Regions from separate parts of the Homo sapiens genome. Here all the other regions are linked to region 3. The links are chromatin loops, found by intact Hi-C in ENCODE. Cell type or tissue: B cell. All regions are shown on one strand. Links, peaks and the distances in the headings refer to the core of each region. The heading gives the core; the rest is flanking DNA.

Evidence for each region. A loop is a pair of places that touch in the nucleus more often than their neighbours do. Peaks named below come from ENCODE experiments on the same cell type or tissue, not always from the same donor. Only the 100,000 strongest peaks of a DNase experiment are listed, where the experiment ranks them.
Region 1: it touches region 3 in a loop (17-fold over the local background); 2 of 110 quality-filtered maps call a loop at or near these places.
Region 2: it touches region 3 in a loop (13-fold over the local background); 27 of 110 quality-filtered maps call a loop at or near these places.

Annotation. Positions count from the first base shown.
Region 1 is chr9:99,657,284-99,662,797 of GRCh38, forward strand. All of the region lies in intron 3 of LOC101928438 (a long non-coding RNA gene), which reads right to left. Among named protein-coding and RNA genes, the nearest start is that of NR4A3, 160 kb to the right of the region's middle. In B cell, for the core only: no CTCF peak of the experiment used is centred there; a DNase peak (open chromatin) is centred at 3,108; H3K4me3 peaks cover 897 bases; H3K27ac peaks cover 1,604 bases.
Region 2 is chr9:100,007,745-100,013,258 of GRCh38, forward strand. The region is part of intron 8 of ERP44 (endoplasmic reticulum protein 44); the gene reads right to left. Among named protein-coding and RNA genes, the nearest start is that of ERP44, 88 kb to the right of the region's middle. In B cell, for the core only: CTCF peaks have their summits at 3,514 (motif pointing left) and 3,716; a DNase peak (open chromatin) is centred at 3,507.
Region 3 is chr9:99,182,442-99,188,395 of GRCh38, forward strand. LOC105376174 (a long non-coding RNA gene) reads left to right here and starts at 1,882. Exons shown (of 2, transcript XR_930169.3): 1 at 1,882-1,961; 2 at 2,153-3,095. It also overlaps the pseudogene RN7SL794P. RefSeq lists an enhancer at 2,261-2,470 and a silencer at 5,015-5,134. In B cell, for the core only: CTCF peaks have their summits at 2,362 (motif pointing right) and 2,565; DNase peaks (open chromatin) are centred at 2,330 and 4,574; H3K27ac peaks cover 1,580 bases.

The DNA.
Region 1 (5,514 bases), core at 1,087-5,086, 480 kb after region 3:
CTGTCAGAAACAAGACCATCCTATGAAAATCAATAGCATTCCAGCACCACATAGAAACTGTATTTTAAAATAATACATAGTTAGCAACAAACAAAAATCTAAAAGGCCTTCTTACACCCAATTACCTCTGATCGGTGCCCCGCAGGCCCCATGGACTACAAGGTCCTCATGGGTCTTGACCATCTCCTCAATGCTGACCTCCTTCTTCATCCCAACCCCAAAGGTTCTACCAACTGTAGCTGCCTTCTCAGTCACAACTACTTTCTTGACCCAAACTTGAAACCCCAAATTTCTGTTTATCTGACAGGAAAGGAAGAGAAGGGAAAGGAAAGGAAGGGAAGATGGAAATTTCTTTGTTGATGTAGTATGGAGATAAGAGCTCTTAAAAAAAGAGAGAGAAACTGATTAATGCATTGCTGAATTTATACCTTTATTATGTTTTCTTACAAAAGTTATTTTAAAAAGAGTAGGATAAATTATAAGGAAAATGTATAAGACTTGAAGGACTCCTGGTACCAACTTCTGCAATAGTTGAGACTCTTTTGTCAGAAGCTCAGAAAGCGACTTCTAGCACTTAGGCATGCAAGAAAAAGTAATTAATTGGTTAAGCATCATAGATTCAATGAACCAAGTAACACACAGGCCACCAGGGAGAATTAGAACCAAACAGTTCCAAACATCGCATTGGCAGGGCATTGCAAATGGGCTGACTGAGCTCCAACGGCATTCCATACTTGGAAGACTTCTCTCAAGATTCAGAATTCCAAAGAGAGTCTGATTGGCCTATGTTGATTTCTGTGCTCATCCCTTGACCAGAAAAGCAGAGAAACAATGTTTTTGAGCTTCACTATTTAATAGATATGGGGCAACTTCTCAAAGGAAAAGGGATAACTTTACTAGAAGGGGAAAGATGTACTGGGTAGACAGAAGCAACAAATATACCTATCACATTTTCTATAACAGTAATTATGCTCACTCAAGGCAGAAGCCAACCCTCCTAGTGGTGAATTGCACATACCATCTATGAAAAGATCACAACCCAGAAGGCATAGGCAACTGCCACGGATCTAATGAATAGGTGATCAGAAGACCTCCCAATACTCTTGAAAGTACTGAGAACTGATTCCCTATTCTCTCACCTATGACCAGCCGGAGAGAACCATATTTTCTGGTCTTCCAGATGAATCCTATTCAAAATATTATTCACTGTGAGGCTATAATTATTAGTCCTTAACTTACTACTTAACAGTAGCCCTCTTCTAAGCTGTTATCTCTCTGCCTGTTGTTTGGCTTAGGAAATTCCTGCAGGACCTGCCTTGACTTTGAACCTTTTTTATCTCACCTTATTTGTCTTATTCCCACTACATTAGTTAAAACAAAATTCCCCTTTCCTGTCCAGACACATCAGACAGATACCACCAATAAGACCCTCCCTGCTTACTGGCAAGAGCATATCAAAAACACCTAGACAGTTTTCCTAAAAGGAGACCATTAAAAAATAAATTCAGAACCTAAACCAAACTTCTAGGTGTAATTCATTTGACCTAGACTTCTTCAGTGAACATGCCAAGATCTTGTATGTAATGAAGCAGTACTGGTACATTAAAAGCCACTCATGCCACTCTACTGTTTAAAGTCCTTTGCCAGAAATAGAGCAAAACTCAGACTCTTTAGACTGGCATCAAGGTTCTTCACACTTGGGCTCTAAACTCTCTCTCCAGCCTAGTCAACCTACATTTCATGCATACTCCAGCCACACTACACTATTTGTTACTGCCCAATATTGCACATGCATTTCACACCTCTGTATCTTCCTATCTCTTGTTCCTTTGGCTTAGCCTGTCCTTCGTATACTACTTCCACCTGGAAATAATCTTCCCATCATTTAAGATCTACTTTGTGTTATCTTTTCTTCATCAGTCTTTCCCAGCAGGTTGCTTCCTCCTTCTTCCTTGCCAACCATGTTAATTTGTACATTCTTCTTGTTATTGCACTTGTACTGTTTACAGACCTGCCTTTGTCATCAGATTAGGAATCCCTTGAGGTCAAATAATGAATTAAATTCACCCTTGAACCTCCAGCATCAAGTACAGTGGTTGGTGCATAGTAAGCACTCACTATATATTTGAACAGCGAAGAACTTAATAAATCCAACTTGAGATAAGTTACCACCCATCAAGTTTTGTGGGATTCTAAATACCCTAATAAACCATGAAGGCACTCAACATTCTCAGAAATGAAAATGAATGAAAAAAAAAGAATTTTTCAGTCTTTTGTTTGACAAAATGTTGCTTATATAGACATTATATCTAAACAATAAGCTCCATACCCTAGCCACGCTCAGAGATATCTGCGCAACCTGACACCTCTCCTATAATTCTTCTTTCTACTCACAAAGAAAAAAACAGAATGTTTGAAGCCATTTCTCTATTCTCAGAAAATATACCCCATGTATGTCTTCTCTAATTCCTATATATTACAAGGTCAATTAATTATAGATCCACAGAGCTGGAATTATCAGAGACCTTTTGTACTCATCATTTTATAGACAGAATAACTGGGCCTAAAGAGGTGAAATCACTTCCCCAAGGCCATAAAGCAAATCAGCAGCAGCACTAACCTAAGTCTGTTGCTTCCTAATCATCTTACCAAATATTCCCACAGAGATAAAAATTAATTCTCCCACCCACACATAAGCCTTGCAACCACCGGTTCACTTACAAATTATTCCAGGATAATTGTTAATAATTATTACTAAACATGAACAGATTTGGATACTAAATTGTAACAGATAAACCTGCACACACAAGTACTGCTACTAGTACAAAACTCCATGACACAGTTGACCAGTGTCCAACTTAATCGATAGGATCCTTTGGTTTGTTTGTGTCGTATGTGTGTGCACATGTGTGTATGTAATTTTCCCCCCAATTTCTATTAGCACTGTACAAAAAAAGGAAGTTGAAAGTGAGAAGTCTTCTATTGTTGCACAGACATGTGACTCTTGTCTAAATGGCATTAAAATTGTTCAGACATTGAAATGAAAGCAAATGTGCCTGTACCCATCACATTACGTAGGAAAACCAATGTAGGCTGAGTTGCATGTCACCAAATGCCCCACATGTGACAAACAGAGAAAGTGACATAATCCAAGTATTCAGCAAAAGCAGCCCACAGTAACAAATGCATCATTTCTGAAGAGGAAGAGAGAGCAGATGGCTCAGCAAGCAACTGTGGAACAGCCAGCTTCCCCCTCCGCACCTCCAAAACCAAATTGCCTCCCAGTATCTCATCCTAGGCACTGCAGAAACTCAGAGGCAAAACGCTTAAGCACCACAGTAGCAGCGGCCAGGGCAGGAGTCTCAGGTCATGGTGCCCTGAGCTTGGACCCAGATGACCTGAGTTCACAGCAAGATTCTGCTTCTCGCTTTCTATGTTACCTTAAACAAGTTACTTAATTTCTTTAAATTTTATTTCCTCATCTATGTTATATAGGATCAGTAAGACTCCATAATATTCTAGGACATATTGACACGAAAGTGCTTCATGAACTACAAAGTACTCAACAAATGTTAAACTTCATTAATTAAAATGTACCGATTGGTTAGAACTAATACAAGCCAATCTGAAACCTAATAACATATATCATACACAGTGTATGGAGAGCCCTAGCCCTAGTTGATCACGGCTTCACAGATGCTTTTTAAGAGTGGTCAGCGAATTGTGGTTCTCTCTGCTAAAAAGTCACCATGACTATCCTTCTATCTTAAGGGTGGGATAAATCTATTCCATTCATTCCTCATTCAACAGTGGATGCTCAACATGTATTGAACATCCACTGTAAGCCATGCACTAGCTAAGTGACAAAAGATATAGTAGCTGAGGCGTTTTGGATGCTAATTTCTCTTAAAGATAATTATCTCTTTTTCTTTTATTGTTATTGCTTAAAGGGCAAACACCATGGAAAACAAAATAAATATTTAACTACATCAAGAAAGACTAGAGTCAGATATTTCTGGATTATTTGTTGCATCAGCCTAAGAAATAATAATGGCTTATATTGCTAGTACTTAAAAAAAAAAGCTACCATAGGTGTTAACTGACTTAATTATCATACTAGCTGTATGAAAAAGGAATGATTTCCCACTCTTATGAAGCCTAAATGCAAATCTGAGTCTAAAACACTCTCCACTATACCATATTGTCTCTCACTTTAACACCAAGGGTTATCAAGGTGGGAAAAGAAAAGTATCTTCTGGCAAGATAAATCATAATTGTTTTCAATACTCTAGTGTACATTGTTGAGGCAGAGAGATTCCAGGACTTCACTTCCCTCAAACAGCTAAAACAGCTGTTTAGATAAAAACAGCTAAAACAAGCATTAGAAAAACCATAAAAGTGGGACTGAGTAATTTCAATAATCCCTTTTGCTACTGTTTTAATCCCACACAATACATGTATTTTATTTGTTTATTCACTGACATTCTGCTAACTGCAGGAGAAACTCCCAAAAGCTAAGACTAGACTAAAATAGTAGAACACTACTAATTGGCGGATCAATAAACTACTCCATTCTGTTTGCATAAATAGACATTTTGATGGTAATCCTTTGCTTTGATGGCAACCAAAATAGATTAACTGGATCTTTAATAGATGTATATAATAAAAGCCACAGACAATATGCCCTGAAGATCGTCAATCTCATATCCTGGCAGATGGTAGAAATGGAGGAAGGGGAAAAGGAAGGGAAAGAACATTCCTGGAGCAGCTGTTGCATGTGGGTACCACACTGGGCACTTTAAATATTTTAACTCTTTGCAGTTTCATCCTAACCCTACATACAATTTTACAGATGAGGAAACAGAGGCTCAGAGAAGTTAAGACCAGTCCCATCTCTTCACTTGGCCCTACATTATCTTTCAAAATACTCTGATGTGGAAAGGCCAGAGCACACGTGTGTTACAGAGGACCACCTTGGCTCCTGATGCTCCTTAAAGAGGCCACGACTTGTGTGTCATGATTCAGGGATTGGACTTGCTGCCAAGGTCACAGATGGTACACTTGAGATCCCCTAGCCTATGTACAGAGTAGTCCCCAAGAGAGGGAAGGGTAAAGATGAAGCCTTAGAAACACAAAATTAGGACATATACAGGGAGAAAGAGAAATACGAGATGTGAAAGAACAACAAAAGTGCAAATCCATGGCAGTCAAGGATGTGTTAAGAAATAGTAGGTGGTTAAAAGCTATGACGGTCAGTAGAATAACAGCTAAGAACTGACCTCAAGCTTTAGGATAAAGTCTCTATTATCCTGCAAGACCAGAATATCGGTAAAATTGGTGGAATTAACTATTTTTTTTAATGATTATAAAACAGGACAATGCATTTTATGATGGAAAATGGGTAAGCACATAAAAATACCCTTGAACAATGTGGGAGTTAGGGGTGCTGACATCCCCATACAGTCAAAAAGCCACATATAACTTTGGCCTCCCCCAAAATTTAGCTGGGTTAAC
Region 2 (5,514 bases), core at 1,087-5,086, 830 kb after region 3:
ATTTTCTAGGTAGGAACAATTTTGAACCCAACCCATGTAATGCAATAGTTGCAATATCCCGGGGGAAAAAAAAGGCCCAGTGGTGTGAATAAACATTAGCCTGAACAGAAGACTGAATTCACTCCCCTCCCCACCTCAAGTACCCAGACAGTCAGAGGACCCACATGCCCTGCTTTGCTGCAGAAACTGATCTGCCCCCACTGTCTGTTAGCCAGTATGGGATATGAGACTTCAGGGTTAGGCTGTTGAATTCATGACATATAGAGGTGAACTATGCTGGTTCTTTACCAAGGTGTTAATTTTAGAGTGGGGTAAACATGACTAGTATTTTCAGTCTTCACAAGTAACAGTGAAAAACAGTATATCAGCAATAAATAAATCTGATTTGCAAAATTTTTTGTATTTTTTTATATTCTAAGGTTGCAAAAACCATTACACTTACATATAAAACTTACCCAAAGCTTGAAGTGTTTTATCCAGGGTAAAAAACAAAACCTCCATTATTTAACTAATTCTCAACCAATATACAATTAACATTATTAATAAATACCTACCCCTATATATTTTTATATACCTCTTTATTTATACACACAGAAAAGCACCTTGAAAATTATAAAGTGCTATTAAAATTTTTATTGTTGTAATTGGAGAATACTACAATGGGTAGACATGATTAAATAAAATGTGATATGTAGACAGATTTAATCATTTATTCTCCCCAACAAATGCTAAGTTCTGACTCATCAGAAAAAGTCCAGAAAGGGTCTCATAACAAAATTATTTTCATCAACTATCCTTTTGAGGATCTCTCCATAAATCTAGGAACTACCTCACCAGAAAGTACAAATGTCCTTTATTTTTTAAAAAACAAACTGGGACCTATTTTACAGGATTAAAAGTTTTCTTCTGGCTCTCATCTCCATATTTAAGCCTATTTCACTTGTATATAAGATCAATTATTAAGCCTCTTGTTACATTTATTTTTTTAAAAAACTGAGATACAATTAGCATACCATAAATTTCACCATTGTTTTTTTGGAGACAGGGTCTCACTGTGTCGCCCAGGCTGGAGTACAGCCTCGACCTCCCCAGGCTCAGGTGATCCTCTCACCTCAGCCTCCCAAATAGTGAGGACTACAAACATGCATGACCATGCCCAGCTCATTTTTGTTATTTTTTGTAGAGATGGGATTTCGCCATGTTGCTCAGGTTGGTCCCAAACTCCTGGGCTCAAGCAATCTGCCTGCCTCAGCCTCCCAAAGTGCTGGAATTACAGGTATGAGGCAACACACCCAGCCCATCATTTTTAAGTGTACAATTTTGTGGTTTTAATTATATTCACAAGGTTGTGCAAACATCACCACTAATTCTAGAGCTTTTTTTTTGAGACGGAGTCTCACTCTGTAGCCCAAGCTGGAGTGCACTAGTGCAATCTTGGCTCACTGGAACCTCTGCCTCCCGTGTTCAAACGATTCTCCTGTCTCAGCCTCCTGAGTAGCTGGGACAACAAGTGCACATCACCATGCCCAGCTAATTTTTTTGTATATTTAGTGGAGATGGGGTTTCACCATGTTGGCCAGGATGGTCTCAATCTCCTGACCTCATGATCCATCCCCCTCGGCCTCCCAAAGTGCTGGGATTACAGGCATGAGCCACTGCGCCCAGCCCCAGAATATTTTTTATCACTTCAAAAAGAAACCACATACCCATTAGTAGTGATTCCCATCTCCCCTCTCCCCACCCCCTGGCATCACATTCATCTTTTAGTAAGCTGATTTTTTTCTTCCTCATCTTTTATCTCTTGGACTCACATTTTTTCTTCCCCCATCCATTAACTGATGCTGGTCTCAATGACTGTCTTTGGACTTCTCTGCTCTAGCCTGACAAGTTCATGTAGTTCAACAGTTTTGATCACTACTTCTAACTGATCGCTTATCTGTGTCTACAAGCCCAGCTCCAGTACAAAATCCAAGCCTAGGTTTCCATCTGCCTGCTTAATATCTCCATTTCAAATTCTAAACAAGTACCTTAAATACTCAAAACTAATGCCTAGTCCCCTCCTCTCTAACCTCCTTCTCCTGTTTTCCCATTTTCTTTAGTACTTCTGCTTCTCTCTTAGCACTTTTCTTTTCAGGACGTAATGCCGCTTCTCTAAAGTCATCTCTCATTCCACTCCATCCCTGTCAAAGGAAAATTCTTTTTTCTAAACTCCAAGAGCATTTTATCAATGGAAAATTCTTTTTTCTAAACTCCAAGAGCATTTTATCAGTGCCCCTCATGTGGCACGGGGCATGACTTTGTGTTACGTTATCTGTACATATGAAATATTAAACTGAAAACCCCTTGAAGACAATCTTATTTCATTTCTCTTTTCCTCACAATCAACATATATCAATAAATAAACAAATGTTGCTAAATAGGTGGTAATTCATGCTGCTTAGGCTTCCAAGTTTACTATGTCCATACAAGCATATTCTTTACCAAACAAATGTTAAAAGATTAAGGAGAAGAATATCAAGACAACCAGATTTACAGGAAACAGATCCTTCCCCACAGATTACATGATTTAATGGTTGGTTAAATGGTTAAATGGTTGCTTACAACATAATAAATCTCAAGAATTATTAGATGTGCCAACAACCACGGGGAAGGGAGATGCCGTTTCACTGTTTAAGATTTTCCAGGTCTATACCTTTAAATCTGGTTTTAAAAACTACCCCTGCAAGAACTACCACAGCAGGCAAATAGTCATGACAAATTCTTAAATTTTCCTGGGCCTCTGAGGACTAAATGAGTGAATGCAAATTTTTTTAAAAATTGTAAGTAATCCAACTAAACATACCTGAGGCCTACAGAAGTAAGAAAACCAGGGACAGGCTGGGCACGGTGGCTCACACCTGTAATCCCAGCACTTTGGGAGTCTGAGGCGGGTGGATCACCTGAGGTCAGAGTTCGAGACCAGATTGACCAACATGGTGAAACCTTGTCTCTACTAAAATTACAAATATTAGTTGGGCGTGGTGGTGGGCGCCTGTAATCCCAGCTACTCAGGAGGCTGAGGCAGGAGAATCCCTTGAACCTGGGGGGCAGAGGTTACAGTGAGCCGAGATCGCACCATTGCACTCCAGCCTGAGCGACAAGAGCGAAACTCCATCTCAAAAAAAAAAAAAAAGAGAAAAGCAAAAAAAAGAAAGCCAGGACATTCATTTTTATAAACTGTTAGCAGAAAAAGTCTAATCCACCCTCTCTTTCAAAACCAAGTTTAAGATCAAAATGGAAAAGACTAACAATTCAAATATAAAGAAATATTTTTTAAATGTTTACTTCCTTAAAGTTTGATATAAAGGACTTCAAACGGTCTGCTTTACAATTGCTTGTACTTAACTATTCTATTAATAAATTCTAAGTTAAAAAAAAACATAAGTATGAATGTGCATTAAAAAGCAGAGGGAGCTTAAATCCCAATCTCTTCTAGGCTTCTGGTACTATAAAACTATGACACACCACTGACACCTTGTGGCCAAACACTCAAATTGTAGGAGCAGTATTTTGAATTCTGTGAAATGTCTTATCTACCTTAAAATGCTATTAATGATAGGAAAGAGATGGAGGCAAGACAAGATTATGCATGCTATGTCCAATCTATATATCCAGTATTAAAAAGAAAAGAAGAGAATATAAAATTGAGTGCAGTGCACATAGAAGGGTATTATTCAATGAAAAATGAGAATTATGTATATACTAGTGAAAATGTCTTACTTTGCCTTACAATGAAAAATGGTTTGAAAGCCACTATTTGGTCCAAACATTTGAACTCCTGTACCTGAGCATCCAGTGTGTCATGGGGGGTAATGACACATAATTAAAGATAGAAAGACACCCAATCTGAGCATATTTATTCAAACCATCTCAAAAAACTACATATAAAACAACTACAATGACTCAAGATGCATCTTAACAATATGAATTACTCAGAATCCAGGGAAATACTACTTTGAGAAGCAGGTTCAAAAATAACACTGAAAAAAGCAACAGAACATTACTGAATAAAAAAATACTCTGGTCACTAAGAATGGACTTAAAATGCCAAGCTGTCATATAGAAATAAAGGTTGAGTATCTCTTATTCAAAATGCTTGGGATCAGAAGTGTTTTGGATTTTGAAATATTTGCATTATTCTTACCGCTGCAGCATCCCTAATCTAAAACTCTGAAATGCTCCAAGAGTGTCATGTAGGTGCTCAAAAAATTTTGGATTTTGGAGCATTTCAGATTTTCAAATTAGAAATACTCCCCGAAATTCTAAAAAACTGGGGAAAAGGAAGTAGAACCAAAGAATCTCAGGAACAAAAGAAACTAGAAAATTTGGTAAAGCAACTTCTTCAAACCAAAAAAAAGAGACTTTCCAAGAAAAGGCTTGTGTTAGAATTTTCACTCAAAAGTCTTCTATAATTCAAAATTCCAAAATATTTTAAAATATGGCATTGCATTAAGATATGCAATGAATTTGCATATCTATTGCAATATCTATTGCATATCTAGTGCAATAGAGCCTGATAAGTTTATGATATTTAAGCTTGCAGGCTTAAAAATATATTAATCACATTTCATGAGAAGCCATTTTTAGAACCTTGATTTGAGAAATAGCTATTATAAACAAGTAGGATGTCCCAGTGGGGTATTCTGACATGTTAAACTGGATCCTGGCAGCACTAATCCTCTTTCTATGAAACACTCAGCAAAGAGCCAATGTAAGATGATTTAGGTTTGCAATGATCTGTCCAAGCAGACACACCCAGAGAATCTCATACAAACATTCATACATTTGATTTGAAATTGCTACAAGCTTAATAAGAATTAAATATTATTTTATGGTGGAAAAGGTATACCAAAAATGTACCATGCTGACATAAAAATACTAACTTATTTTTATGTACTAAAATGCAAAGGCAACGTTTAAATCAGGTAAAAAAAAGTCTTTTAAAGAGTTTTTAAATGCTGTTGGCATAGACTTCTGCTTCCAGAAAGATGAAGTAGACACTTTTCTCTATTTCTCCCAGGAAGTTCAGCTAAAAATCCTGGACATTATATAAACAAACATAAGGCCCTGAGAAGCAAATAAAAGAAAGCAGACTGGCTAAGGACTTAAGGATCCAAGAAATAGTACTCAGTTCCTTGGGTTTTCTTTTTGCCTTATATATCCCAGTCTAAGTGTTGGAAATGGCAATGGACGCAGATCAAAAATACCCCAAGAATGCATTCTCAAGACAAAGAGGGGGCAAAGAGCATTCTGGTTTGCTCACAATGGTCAGTCCCAAAAGTTAAGTGTTGCTCTCTCTTCCCCAAGAAAGGGAGAAAGAGATAGTAAGATCTAAGAGCTGGAAGCCTCTGGAAAGATTCAGGGAATCTTGGAGAATTCACATATATTATCTCCAAATCTGAAAGCACTTAACAATATACATACACCTTAGTAACAGAAGACATCAAATCTGAAATTATACTCTTTCTTAAGAAC
Region 3 (5,954 bases), core at 839-4,838:
CCATGGGATAAACATTCCACATAGTAAACATTTAGGAAATAATGGTGTGGTCAGAGGCTACATCTTTACCCTGCCGGTTTTCTCAAAGCACTGCCCATGGGCCACCTACACTAGAATCTTCTTAGCTCCATTACACAACTACTGAATCACAGTCTCAGGCCTGTGGCTTGGAAATCCGCATTTTCAAAGCTCTCTGAGCTATAGTCTTACGCTTATTGAAGTTTGGGATCCACCAGGTGACAGAGTTGTGCCTCCACTTTACAGACACCATGACTTGATCAATTTACATCCAGGTACCTCCTCCTGGCTCCCTAAAACTCATTTCTCTCATCACCATGTGGTACCCGGATAATTTTCTCAGCTCTGTTCCAAGCAGCTTGCATTTATCTTTATTGTTGCTCTTTTTATTGATTTAGGTCCATCTCTGCAATTCGTCAAGCTTGGATTGCATTTTAATCTTGTCCTCCAAAGTAGCTAAGATCCCTTCCAGCTTCCTATCATCCAGAAATCTGATTAGCTGGGTCTCGATTCCATCCTTCAAGCCATTAATGAAAACATTAAATGGTCCTGGCTTGGCATGAAGGTCTTCAGGGTTCTCGGTGGGTATATGGCTCCCATATCTGCCACTAGCCTCTGCTTGGCATAGTCCTGGGTTGGAGATCAGGCCCAATATTTCAGTTGTAGGTTACTGCATCCTCATGCTTCCTCATCCATGCACGTAGTGCAAATCTGTGTAGGAAAAATACAACCTAGTAATTAATTAATTCATTAGACATTAGATCAACAAATGTCTTTAAAACACTAGGTTTTTCCTCACACCAGTGGCATGTTGACCTCAGAATGAAGAAGCTAATGCCGAGTGTGTGCATTAGAAAGATCGATTTTTATGTAAAATGCAACTCGGATCTGTCTTTGTGATACACCATTCCAGGAGGAGATGACCTCAAGACAAGCAGCTTCCATGCAATACTGCAGCAAGGGCTTACTTTCCTGAGCATTTCCCACGCTCCAATCACTGCTCTAATTCCTTTAGATGTGTTAACTCACTTCCTGCTCACAATACTTCTATGAGGTGAGTGCTATGGTTATCTCCCTTTTTTAAGGTACTATGCAGATAGTGCCAGAGCTGATAAGTGTCAGAGCAAGAATTCAGGCTCAAGCAGTCTGGCTTCAGGGCCCAGGCTCTGGACCACTCTTCCATCCCGTTGCAGCAGTGGTTGAGTGGATTATGTGGTGGGAACAGCCTACCCAGTGCTCAGAACCCAGAAATGATCAGAAAGACTCACCGTGGTGCTCATGGGTTTTCAGCAGTCATCTCTGTTCATGTTCCCAAACCATGCCAATCAATATTCTTTGCTGCTATTGGGTAGATGAGGAAATGGAGGGACCAAGATAACTGCCCCAGAGCCAACCCCAGGTCCAGCGGACTCTTTCCTCCTCAGAGGCTTGCCCCAGGAGAGACCAGCTGAACAGGCATTGCCTGGGACTCCTTGGGGAAGTGGAGGTTGGAAAAGTAAGTGAAGGAACAAGCACTGGGGGGGGGGTCAGTGTTCAGTTCATCCCTTGCTATGGCCCCATCCTCAAACCTGTCACAAAGCCCTGCCAGCCAGGGCACCCACAAAGCCCACCTTCTCCAGAGGGGCCTGAATCTCTTGTTGGGCTTGGTGTGGGTTTCGGAGGCGATGACTGGGCTGAAGTGACCTCTCTCATTCAACAGACTCAGCCACTCAGGGCTGGGCCTGGCCTGACTCTAGGAGCACAAGATGCAGCCTCTGTCCTCAGAGATTCAAAGGTTGAGCAGACATTGGCCACAGTCCCGGCTGGCTCCGACCGTGGCAGAGGCTGAACCAGAGCAGAGGAGGAAGCAGAGGGGTGGGCCGCAAGCTCTTCTTGGAGTCTCAGGAGCTGCAGAGAGCAAGCTGGGCTTCCTGGAGGAGGAGGCGTGAGAGTTGGGCCTTGAAGTAAGGTTTCAGTGAAAGCGGAGGTGCGGGGTGGGTGGGGTGGGTGTTGAGGGGGTGTGAACACTCATGCGCGGCCTCATGAGCACTGGAGCAGCGCTGGCGGCTAGTGATTTTTCAGACAAATGCCTGCCAAAGCCTCTGACATAAATCAATTTTTCACTTCATTCCTTCTGACTCAACCCCTCCGTCAGGCACTCAGCAGCTGTTTCCTGAGCTGATGTACATCTCATTAGTCTATCAAGCTCCAACAGCCAAGGCCAAGGCCCCCAGAATGAAAAACTGACGCAGCCACCCCTTCCTGTGCCAGAGACAGGAGAAGGGAGGGAGACTGACGGCCTTTGTTCTCTGAGCAAGACCGTAAAGCACTTCGCCTACAGGCCACAAGAGGGCGATGGTGGTCCACACATAAGATCTTCCCAAAGAGCCAGCCAAAAACGCCTGCCTGGAGAATCTGGAGGTTGTGAAAGGTGACTTTGTTAAGGAAGGGCGATGGCCCTTCTCCCTGCCCCAGAGCTCTGAAAGCCTTTAAAGTGGCTTTAGCAGCGTGGTTTAAGAATGGCTCCTTCGGTACAAGGACGGCCATCACTGCTTCTCCTACTGTGTTTGATGCCAGCGTTCTTCCCGTCTGCAGGGAAGGACGGAGAGTGAGGAGGGCACACAGGACGTAGCTGGCTCCTGGCCATGGACGGTGACCGCTCTGGGGCCAGCAGGGTAGAGCTGCCTTCCTACATCTGAGAACTCAAGGGCGAGAGGGAGGCAGGGCAGGGGAGAGGGTTGGTCTCAGTTCACAGGGCGACCCTCTGGCCCTGGTTCTGACGGCGACTCGCTGTGTAAGCTAAGGAGTGTCTCGCTCTGTACAGCGGGCAGGTGGTGGGTCTCTGCACGTCCAGCATCTCCAGCTTTCCGTCCTCTGAGCTGTTTTGACATGGGAGGCGCTGGCAGGGAGAGAGGGGTCACTGATGTGGGAAGCTGGTGCAGAGCTGGGGAGTAGCTTGTGATGCTGGAGAACCTGGAGATGCCCCTCCCATTCCTTGGGCCTCGACTGTCTCATCTGTGGAATGGGCGGGTCAGACTGGATAATCTCTAACCATTGCTTCCCTTCACTTCTGTCCCAATAAACACACACGGAGCTTTTTCGTTTGTCTTTTGTCTTTTTTTTTTTTTTTTTTTTTTTTTTAGAGACGAGGTCTCACTATGTTGTTCCCCAGGTCTGAGTACAGTGGCTGATCCCACTATTGTCCAGCACAGGAGCTCTGACTTGCTCCATTTCCTACCTGGGCCTGCTCACCCTCCCTTAGGCAACCCGGTGGTCCCCCTCTCCAGAGAGGCCACCATATTAATGCCAAACTTAGCGCAGACACCTGATCGGCATAGTGCACTAAAGCCCAGAACTCCTGGGCCCAAGTGATCCTCCTGCCTTCTGAGTAGCTGGGATGACAGGTGGGTGCCACCACTGTGCCTGGCACAGAGCCTATATTGGTGCTAATACTTCTGATTCTGATTCCATTAAAAAACAAAATAAAACATGTTGCCCTTTGGCTGTTTCTGACCTCCATAGTGCCCCCAAAGTGTCCCAACTGGATAGTGGTTGGAGACCATTACTGTGAATGCACATGTGGCCCTTCTCCACACAGTGCATCTGAGGGAAAATGACAGAACACTCAATCCAATTAGAGGAGGCCAGCACAGGCTGGCAGTGAGGAGCAGGCACGAGGCTGCGTTCCCTGTGCTGGCTCCTGGGCCCATATGCTAAGCTCTGCCTTCAGTTCCTGCAGGAGCTGTCCCTTGTTCAGCCTCAGATGTCCTAGCCTCCAGCCGATGGAGGCTGTGTTAGCTCTATGGTGGCACATGGGCCTTTTGTGGCTCCCATGGCGCATTAATACTTTATGTGGCCCATATTTCTTCAGCTGCATCTTCCAACGCTCCCATTGATTTTTAAATTTCAGTGCAAATACAAAGCAAAACTGAAGTTTATGGAGTGTAGGAGAATCCATCTGAAAATTCCCTAGGGTGGCACCAGAGATTGTAACATTAGATGCACTAAGAAAGAAACAACTGCAGCACATTGCTTGGCTCTGCAGTAAATAATATTTATATAGTCATAGAATTGCAGAGCATAAGAGAGCTGATTATGGTTACTGAAATGTATGGGAGAGTTAGCAAACCTAACAAAAAATAAAAAAAGGTTTGGGGTGGGGAAAAGTAGAACTGAAAGAAGTCAGGAACCAAAGCTGGAGGAAAGATAGAAGGCAAAGAAGCTGCTAGTAACAGTAACAATTGCATCTTACAAAATGAGGAGTCCGGAAATGATGCCTAACATTGATAGAACAAGAAAAAGAGGTTTAACTATTTTATGTCTAGCTGCAAAGGTAACTATGTTAGTCATTAGTGCCACTTGCCAAGATATTTCTGGTTCTCCTTTGTTCTGGATAATTCCTGACCCTCTCTGGTTAGATGGGGCCATGAGATTAGTTCTGGTAACTGAGTTGTGAACCAAAGTGATGGGAATCACTTCCAGGGCTAGCATTTCATTACCAGTGGGATCAATCTTTCTTCTAGAAGGCGACTGGCATTATGTGAGATGGTGGCTCTTCCATCAGCCTTGGGTTTTGAATAATTACAGTGTACAGATTATGCCTCTTCCTGTCCCCCATGGACCTGTAATAGACAAGTCCCATGAGTGAGAAACAAACCTTTCTTGATAGAAGCCATTGGGATTTGGGGTTGTCTGTCATTGCAGCATTACCTGCTGTATCCTGAACTAGCACATAATATAACTTTACTAAAAGGACAGGAGAGGAAGTGGTCGGGGTTATAGGCGAGCTAAGTCTTCAACTATTAGAACATAAAATAAATAGGTAATACAGAATTGTTAATCCAAGAAATAGCAAAATTAACATATTATTTGAGATGTAAAATTGTCTAAAGTGGTTACCACTGGGGAGGGGGACTAGGGATGGAACAAAGGAATTTTGCTTTGTCATAAACCCTTCTCTAGTATTTGGCTTTTGAAATTAAAGTTTGTTAGTTTTTGAAATAGACTAAGTAGGTACAAAAGAGGATACAGGAAGTCAGTCTATTTCTCACTTCTGTTTTCCAATTTGGAGGCAACGCCTTGCCAGTTTCTTAGGTATTCTTACAGGAGCAGTCTAAGAATACAAAAACATAAACAGGCTTACATGCCTTTACTTTCAAGTAGCATTGTATCTTGGACATCATTCCTAACCACTTATTTAAAGCTGCTTTTGCTTAAAAATAGCGGGATAGTATCCCATCGTATGGGTATACTATCACTTAGCTGGTCCGCTATTATGCGACATTTGTTTCTCATTTTTAATGTTATTAACAATGCTCTGTGAATATCTTTGTAAGATGTCATGTTACGCATGGATGAGCCTATCAAAAGGCTAACATCCTGAAAGTGAAATTCCTGGGTATGTGTATAATACATACACCTTTTGAGAAAGTGTACAAACTGCCTACACAAGTTGTATCAATGTTCATTCCCACCAGTACTGGAGAAAGTACCCTGAGCTAGTGTCTCACCTATAAGGTCTATTGATTTGATTTTAATAGGAGTTAAAGTGGTGGGGATTTATTTTCTAAATTACTTCCTGAATTATCCATTGAAATGAATGAAAACAAGACTGTAATACTGCACTGGCATGAAGAGTTTTAAATTAAATCTCACATTCTTCAAATCTCTTTGGCGCTCACTCTTTGCTTCATTTACCCAGCAAATATTGGTTGAGTACCTTCTATGGTCAGGGCTGCTAAACACAGTGAGTGGATGGGTGGACGGACAGATAACCAAACTGTATTTCAGATCTATAGCTCCAGTAAAGGAACTAATGCAGACAAATACTAGGGATTCTGAATATTCTTTCTTTTCTAAAAAATTTTATACCTACACATACATCTACATATCTGTATCTCTCAATGATTCTTTCTCGGTTTCTCCATCATTGAGTGTAGAGTTGTAGAAGCAATGAC